Regions from separate parts of the Homo sapiens genome. Here region 1 is linked to region 2. The links are chromatin contacts, found by Hi-C or POLR2A ChIA-PET in ENCODE. All regions are on one chromosome and are shown on one strand. Each heading gives the region's core, a stretch centred on a gene start or an enhancer-like site at or near the end of the contact. The rest is flanking DNA. Distances are from core to core; before and after follow the strand shown.

The links. A loop is a pair of places that touch in the nucleus more often than their neighbours do. ChIA-PET counts read pairs that join two places held with the same protein, here RNA polymerase II (POLR2A). Pooled maps may share reads with other maps.
Region 1: a loop to region 2 is called in a map of HepG2, with 29 times the contacts of the local background. The contact joins the promoter of PHKG2 here to the promoter of ALDOA in region 2. A Hi-C loop is called at or near these places in 1 of 168 maps with a recorded cell type or tissue (HepG2) and 7 of 50 pooled maps. POLR2A ChIA-PET finds 5 or more read pairs at or near these places in 2 of 52 experiments (H1 and Panc1).

The regions. Positions count from the first base shown.
Region 1 is chr16:30,746,923-30,750,844 of GRCh38, forward strand. It overlaps PHKG2 (phosphorylase kinase catalytic subunit gamma 2), which reads left to right and starts at 1,503. Exons shown (of 10, transcript NM_000294.3): 1 at 1,503-1,568; 2 at 1,881-1,993. The coding sequence starts at 1,899. RefSeq lists silencers at 1,250-1,549, 1,590-1,729.
Region 2 is chr16:30,063,562-30,067,305 of GRCh38, forward strand. ALDOA (aldolase, fructose-bisphosphate A) reads left to right here and starts at 2,199. Exons shown (of 10, transcript NM_001243177.4): 1 at 2,199-2,366; 2 at 3,324-3,477; 3 at 3,673-3,744. The coding sequence starts at 3,337. It overlaps LOC112694756 (uncharaterized LOC112694756), which reads left to right. Exons shown (of 14, transcript NM_001365304.2): 5 at 168-687; 6 at 863-944; 7 at 3,673-3,744. The coding sequence ends at 281. RefSeq lists an enhancer at 1,250-2,030 and silencers at 2,027-2,296, 2,337-2,516.

The DNA.
Region 1 (3,922 bases), core at 253-2,752, 680 kb after region 2:
GCCTAGAAATTGGCCATTTCTCCTGAAAAGACTTAGTTCCTTTTATTGGGTACTGTTATTGAGAAATCAGCATCTAGACACTAGGCGTTCTACTGGGAAGTTACTGCTTAGGGCATTCTGAAAGCAGAGGTAAGAGCCAGTAAATAGTTAATGTTATCTACTTTACATCTTTTAAAAATCTTTTTAAAAATTCCAGTCAATCATAGGGTTCTTTCTCCACTTTCCCCATTCCAGATTCCAGATTCCAGATTCCCACAGTTAAGAACCTTGGCTTCCAGTCACATCAATATATTGATTACTCAGCTTCAGAATTATTATCCTGTTATATTACCAAACAACAAATCTAAGTAAAGTTCAAGATTTTTTGCAATTTTGCCTTTAGATTGATGGTATAGAGTCATAGTACTCTATAAAAAGTTACCTGAATTCATTTTTCTTCCCTCATAATTGTAATCCCAAAGTGTCATTTCTAAGATAGCTGTAGGGAGATAAGTTAATTCTTTTCCTCTTTGGCTGGAACATAACCTCCACAGGGTAGGGGTGTGTGTGTTGTTTCATTGCTCTCAGTCTAGTTCCTAGGTCTTAGACGGTCATAAAAATTTGTTAGTGAATGCCAGGTTTGAGCTATGCACTGAGTCACTCCTGGCAGAATCTAACAACCTGGTGGGTTTAGAACAGAGTGTGATACAAGGCTTTTGGGAGAGGGTGGAAGATTGAGAAAGTGTGTAAATCCCAGATAGTAAACGCTAGGGCTTTGGATGTATTTAGGAGGAGTTGAAGCGGACACAGAAAAGGCTTCCTCTGGCATTTTAAGTCCGAACTAAGAGGCCAAGCTGGAGTCCAAGCTGCGTGTGTCCAAATGTTTTAAGGGCTGGAGTGTACTCAGGACAGGCGCTTTGGGCCAGGCTGCTAATATTGAAAAGAGCTTGCTGGGCGTTGTGGCTCAAGCCTGTAATCCCAGCATTTTGGGAGGCTGAGGCGGGAGGATCGCTTGAGCCCCGAAGTTCAAGGCTGCAGTGAGCTATGATCGCGCCACTACACTGCAGCCTCAGCGTGGGCTACAGAGCGAGACCCTGTCTGAAAAAAGAGAAAATGCTGAATTCAGTTAGGGATGCTTGGAGGAGACCGAGGGAACCCTGCTCAAGTCTGGGAACTAGAGGCGCGGGAAGGTCCTGCTTCCCCGCCACCCAGAGATCACGTTTCCCAGTAAACCCAACTTCCGGGTCCCATTCCAGGCCTCCAAGCCCACGTGACAACAAGCTCCGCCCTCTGCTGTCCCGCAGATGCCACTCGGTGATTGGCCGCGTCTGAAGCCGCGCCCCGGCGTCGCGTTGCAGCCTTAGGTCCAGCCGAGCGCCGACTCACGCCCCAGCCCCAATTGGGCGGCCGGTTTCCAATTGGAAGGGCTTCTGAGCCTCAGTCTTCGGGCGGCGCTGACCATTGGCGGGCAGGATGGAGGCGGAGCCTTGGGTTGTCGCCCGCCGCCGGGGGTTAAGGTGAGCGACTGCAGGCAAACCCGGCGACAGCGCAGCTCGCGTCGACCCTGGCTCCTCTGCCTGCCCCCTCAGGTGAGCCTGCGCTAGACCCCCGTCCCCTTCCTGCGCCCGCCCGAATGCGCCTGCGCGGCAACAGCCGCCTGCCCTTGCGCCCCTTCCCCCTGCCTCCTGGGCACATCTCCCCACTCCCCTCCCTGCCCTGCCATCCTCCCGCCCCCAGGCTCTTCTGCGGGGTCTCCCCAGTCCGGGTCCTTCCCCCACCCCCCCCCACCCCCCAGGACCCTGGCGCCCCAGCTGCAAGGGCTGCGCCCCCGGGAGCCGCCATGCGGGTCGTCTCAGAGCCTGTGGGCCTCCCTGCCCTCACTGCCCTCCTCCTCCGCGCAGGCCCCCGCCTCCTTCAGGATGACGCTGGACGTGGGGCCGGAGGATGAGCTGCCCGACTGGGCCGCCGCCAAAGAGTTTTACCAGAAGTACGACCCTAAGGACGTCATCGGCAGGTAAGGCCGCGGCCAGGGAAACGGAGGTCCAAAGAGGTCGAGCCCCAGCATTCCCGCTTCCGTTTGAAGGCTGGAGAGTTCGCGGGTGGTGGTGGTGGTGGTGGTGGTGGTGGTGGTGGTGGTGGTGGTGGTGGTGGTGGTGGTGGTGGTGGTGGTGGTGGTGGTGGTGGTGGTGCTGCTGCTGCTGCTGCTGCTGGTGGTGCTGGTGCTGGTGGTGGTGGTGCTGGTGCTGGTGGTGGTGCTGGTGGTGGTGGTGCTGGTGGTGGTGCTGGTGGTGGTGCTGGTGGTGGTGTGTGTGTGTGTGTGTGTCTTTCGGTGGTGGTGGTGCTGGTGCTGGTGGTGCTGGTGGTGGTGGTGTGTGTGTCTGTGTGTGTGTGTGTGTCTTTCAAGTTCAGGTTTTCTCAGGAGAAGACTGGATAGTTGGTTTTGTTTGTTTGTTTGTTTGTTTTTGAGACGGAGTCTCGCTCTGTCGCCCAGGCCGGAATGCAGTGGCGCGATCTCGGCTCACTACAACCTCTGCCTCCTGGGTTCAAGTGATTCTCCTGCCTCAGCCTCCCGAGTAGCTGGGATTACAGGCGCGCGCCACCACGCCGGCTAATTTATATTTTTAGTAGAGGCGGGCGTTTCACCATATTGGCCACGCTGGTCTTGAACTCCTGATCTCGTGATCTGCCCGCCTCAGCCTCCCAAAGTGCTGGGATTACAGGCGTGAGCCACCGCGCCTGGTTGACTGAATAGTTCTAAATGGGAAGAATCAGTGATCAGTGGAGAACACCTAGTGACTAGACTCTTACCTTGGGTCAACCCCATTTTTTCACGGATTCATTCATTTATGCCTTCAACACAAAGCTCAACACGGGGAGGGCAGAAAAGATGCGTATGCCCTGGAGGTACTCCACCCGAAGTGACTGAAATTGGCACGTGAACGTTAAAAAGGCATCAGGCTAGATAGGTAGAGGTCTGTATCAAGTGCTATGGGATTCCAGAAAAGCACACCTTCTCAGGAGGAGTCACCTTTGGGCTGGGTCTTGAGGTATGAGTAGGAGTTCAGGGGGGGGTCTTTAAAATCGCAAAAATGTATGCGTGTGGTAGATGTCTCCAGCTTTCATCAGATTCTCAAAGAGGCTCATTAAAGCTGGGTCATAATTAAAACATGGCCTCAAACTCAGATGCCCTTAGTGGTTGCGCAGGAAATTGAAACTGTGAAGTGGCCAAGAGTAAGAGAGTAGGAAGTGTTGTGGAAGGTGGAGGGTTTTGCCCCACCTATGATGTATGAATTCAGATTTGTGTAAAAAAATAAAAAAAAAATTGCACCGGCCAAAACGTAACACATCTGAGGGCTGTGTTTGGCCTGTGGATCAATAGTTTACATCCCTTGATTTAACTAGATGTGGGTGGCCGAATTCCCAAGTGAGTTATGTGAGGCCAAGGAGGCCCCAGAGAGCATAACAGTAAGGCTCTGCGAAGGGCAGCCAGGGAACCAGGATAAGAAACAGGATTTGAGGCTGGATCCTGGAGGGATTTGCTCCTTAGTCTGAGGAATGTGTAGGGTCATATGGAGTTGGTGATAGCCTGAGCAAGGAAATCCTTGTCTAGGACTTTGTGTGTGCCTCATGAATGCCCTTCAACATCCCTTCAGGATGCTGTTGGCTGCATTTCACAGCTGAAGTCCAAGAACCTTATGTCAGGGGACCACTTAGGTTAATTGGTAGCAAATCTGGGGTCTGCACTAAGATCTAATTTTCAGCTTTGGTCTTCTAGTCAATGGCTTCCTACTTATTTGGAGCTTCCTACACTTGAGGGAACTTTGGGATTTGGATGGGGTAATCAGGCAAGTGTAAGTGGAATATAGAGGGAGACTTAGATCTTTCTTTCCCCTTCCTGCAAGGAACAGGTGCTGAGGCTCAGTGTGGGAAGGACTTGCCTAGG
Region 2 (3,744 bases), core at 949-3,448:
ATTTTTCAACAGCACAGGGAATTGCACTGTTCCTGGGAATGATGGACAGTACCCTCTGTTCCACTGGGCAAGTGAGATTTCCCAGGCCTCTCTGTTCCCTTCTCCCCTTAGAGAGCAACAGACGTGGCCCCATCCCACCTCCCTCAACCCTCTCTCTCCTCCCTCAGGACTGGGCACCTCGCTGCCCCCGCTGCTGCCCACTCTGCGACTGTGCCTGTACGTGCCAGCTCCCCGACTGCCAGAGCCTCAACTGTCTCTGCTTCGAGATCAAGCTCCGATGAGGACCCAGGGCCCCTGCCCTCTGGGGAGCGGCCAGCCCCCAGGGCCCATGTGCCCTCCTCCCTGAAGAGCCTTTCCCCACGCCACTGGAACCACAGATGGCCTGCCGAGCACCCAGGCCTGGGAACTGGAAGTGGCAGCGCAGGGCCTGGCTCCCTGCAGGGCAGGACTCTTGGCCGGCTGGACGGCAGCTCCTCTGGAGGGCCAGAAAAGAGAGGGGCTAGTGCTCGGGCAGGTGCCCTGGCTTCCCTTCCCCTCCACACGTCAACGATTCTATTTGAAGTTGGGCAGGGGGGTGGCGCTGCTCACCACACACAAGTGTTATAGGAGGAGTCTGGCCCTTGAGTACCGGGTACGCAGGGGTGCCTCAACCACACTCCGTCCACGGACTCTCCGTTATTTTAGGAGGTGAGTGTAGTGCCAGTATCTACTCTCCTTCTTAAAAAAAACCAGGGCTCCAGAGAATCAGAACAGCCACCATCACCGCAGGGAGTCAAGGGAGGAGGGAGATTAGAGAAGGAGCCAGGGAGGGTGGCAGGGAGGCCACGTGATCCGAGTCCCCTCACCCCTTTCCTTCCCACAGGTCCCTGGCCAAAGATTTATTTCTCTTGACAACCAAGGGCCTCCGTCTGGATTTCCAAGGAAGAATTTCCTCTGAAGCACCGGTGAGTGGGCAGGGGCTCCCTCCCCATCAATAGGGCCGACCCAAGTCTTCCTCCCCCTTCCCCCATGCCGGGCCCCACGATAGTGTGAATGTCAGGGGCTTCAGGTTTCCCTAAATATAGGTCCCTGCCAGAGGATCCGTGGCGGGAAAAGGGCAGGGGTCATTAGAGAAGATCGGGGACACATGTGGGGCGGGCAGGAGCTGCCTTATAACCAGCCCGGGAACCCCTAGCTCACTCGCTGCTGACCAGGCTCTGCCGGCTCCTTCGGCCTCGCCGCAGGTGGGCCCCTTGCAGGACCGGGCCGGGGTGGGGATGGGGTTGGGGTTGGGCCAACAGGGTCCAGATGGGGTCCAGGTGAGGAGGGGAGATTTGGACGATAGGAGCAGGGGGCTCAGCATCTGGGAGGCAGATCAGTTCGGGGACGGATTTTCTTTTGGAGAAGGAAGTCAGGCTCAAGGAAGACGTTTGGCAGGAACTGTGACCCCGCATGCCAGAGGCCGAGCAGCGGCCGGTGCATAGCCGCGCATTCTGGTTTTCTGTGGCGCAGAGGACTACCAGCCTGGCTGCGGCGGCCCGGCGGAGAGCGCGCACGCATGCGCGACCCAGCCCGGCCTGCCAGCCTGGAACTCGGATGGGGAGGTCTCGCCTCCGCGCGCCGCTAGTTCCGCCGCCTTCTCGCGCTCCCTGCGTGTCCTCTCGATGCCCTTTCCTCCGCCTCCCTTACGCCTGGGCCAGTGACAGGGTGTCGGCTCCGCGCCGATTCAGCCCGCGGGCGAGGCAGGCTAACGCACGACTGCGCGATGTGGCCCCTATGGTGACACGCGCTGCAGCCGCGAAGACCGGAAGCTGGGGCGGCCCCGGGCCGCGCGCGCTGGGCCTGGGAGGCGAAACTCAGCTTCCTTCGTTTCCGACTTTTCCATCCGCGTCCTCCACTTCCCCGTTCCGCCCTCCCCCATTGCCAACATTCTGGCTGAGTCACGGCGCCCCAGAGCGCGCCAGGCTGGGGGAAAGGAGCAGAAGGGAGGGCCCTAGCGACCCGCGGGATGTGGTCCGAGTCACGTCCGAGGGGGGTGGGGAGGGATCGTGTTCTCGGCGCCCGCCCCTTCCTAGCGCGGCCTCTGGGCTGCGCCTCTCGGGGGCGGCCCGTAGCCCAGTCCGTCGCCTGCCATTGGACGCCGCCCGCTCCTCGTAAAGGAAAAAGCTCGGCGGAGGGCGGAGTGGTGCCTTTAAAAGGCCGGGCGCCGCCTTCCGCCTGCCCGCCTCCTGCGCCGCCCCTTCCGAGGCTAAATCGGCTGCGTTCCTCTCGGAACGCGCCGCAGAAGGGGTCCTGGTGACGAGTCCCGCGTTCTCTCCTTGAATCCACTCGCCAGCCCGCCGCCCTCTGCCGCCGCACCCTGCACACCCGCCCCTCTCCTGTGCCAGGTGAGCGCCCCTCTTCACGTGCGGGGACCAGGGACCGTGGAGAGGGATCTTGGGGGCAGTGGCGGGTTGGGCGTCCGCGTGGAGGCCTCCCCCATCCCATGCCAGCGTCTCCCCACTACCAGGCACACACAGGCTCCCCGGCCCCTCCAGCCTGAGGTCCTCTAACTGCGCAATGCAGCGGCTGCGCGCGCTGAGTCATGGCGGGGGAGGAAGCCGGACGAGATGAAGGACCATTCTCCCCCTTTTCTTGCAGGGACCCCTGTGGCAAAGGATTAGGGCCCCTTAGCCCTGGCGGGGATCCTAAGAGGCAGTGAGGGGTGGGGGCCGGCCCATGTACAGCCCCAGGGTTCTCGCAAGTGGGAGCTTGGTTTCTGTCCTGGGAAACGGGGCGCCCTTCGCGAGGAGGGAAACCCCTCCGCGGTGCTTGATGCCCCCTTAACACTTTCCCTGTCTCTCCTTATCGGGCGACCTTGATTCTGAGCCCGGAACAGCTGCAGCCATGCGAAGCGACGGGAGCATTTTTCAGGGGAAGGCGCTTGCTCCTCCACGTTCTTGCCCCGTAGGAACAGTGACGATGGCAAAGCTTACCGCTTTCCTCGCCTCGGGCTAGGGCTTGTTCCGCCGCCCTTTCCTGGGCTTCTCCTTGCTCTCTTATATTTTTCCTAATGCCCCTTTCCTACCACCCGCCCCCTCCCTTGTGGGGAAAAGCCTGACCTTGGGATGTCCTTGAAGCCTTGGAGCCCGGGCCAGCCCTGGGATCTTGAGGGGATTGGAAGGAACACCCCAGTGGCAGTCAGAAGAGCTGGGTTCTAATCTCAGATCTGGCTCCGGGGTTGCTGTGTGGCTTGAAGCACAGACCTTTCCCATATCTGGGCCCTTTCCCACGAGGGTGTTGGGCCCTCTGCTTGATTCACGATCTTTACATTCTAAAATACTCCGGTTCGGTTTTGTTTTCAGGCAAGGTGACCCCATGGCAAGGCGCAAGCCAGAAGGGTCCAGCTTCAACATGACCCACCTGTCCATGGCTATGGCCTTTTCCTTTCCCCCAGTTGCCAGTGGGCAACTCCACCCTCAGCTGGGCAACACCCAGCACCAGACAGAGTTAGGAAAGGTACAGGGGCAGGCCTAGCAAAGGGAAGTTGGGCGTAAGAGAGAGCTGGGGACCAGAAGTGCCCCAGGGCCTGCTGGGTGTGGGGCAGGGGAGGTAGGGAACATTTCCCTGACCTCCAGGAGAGGGGCCCTGGTCATCGGGAGATGATGGGAAACCCTAGCTAACTAGTCCTTCCCCTCTGTTTCCTGTATCCAGGAACTTGCTACTACCAGCACCATGCCCTACCAATATCCAGCACTGACCCCGGAGCAGAAGAAGGAGCTGTCT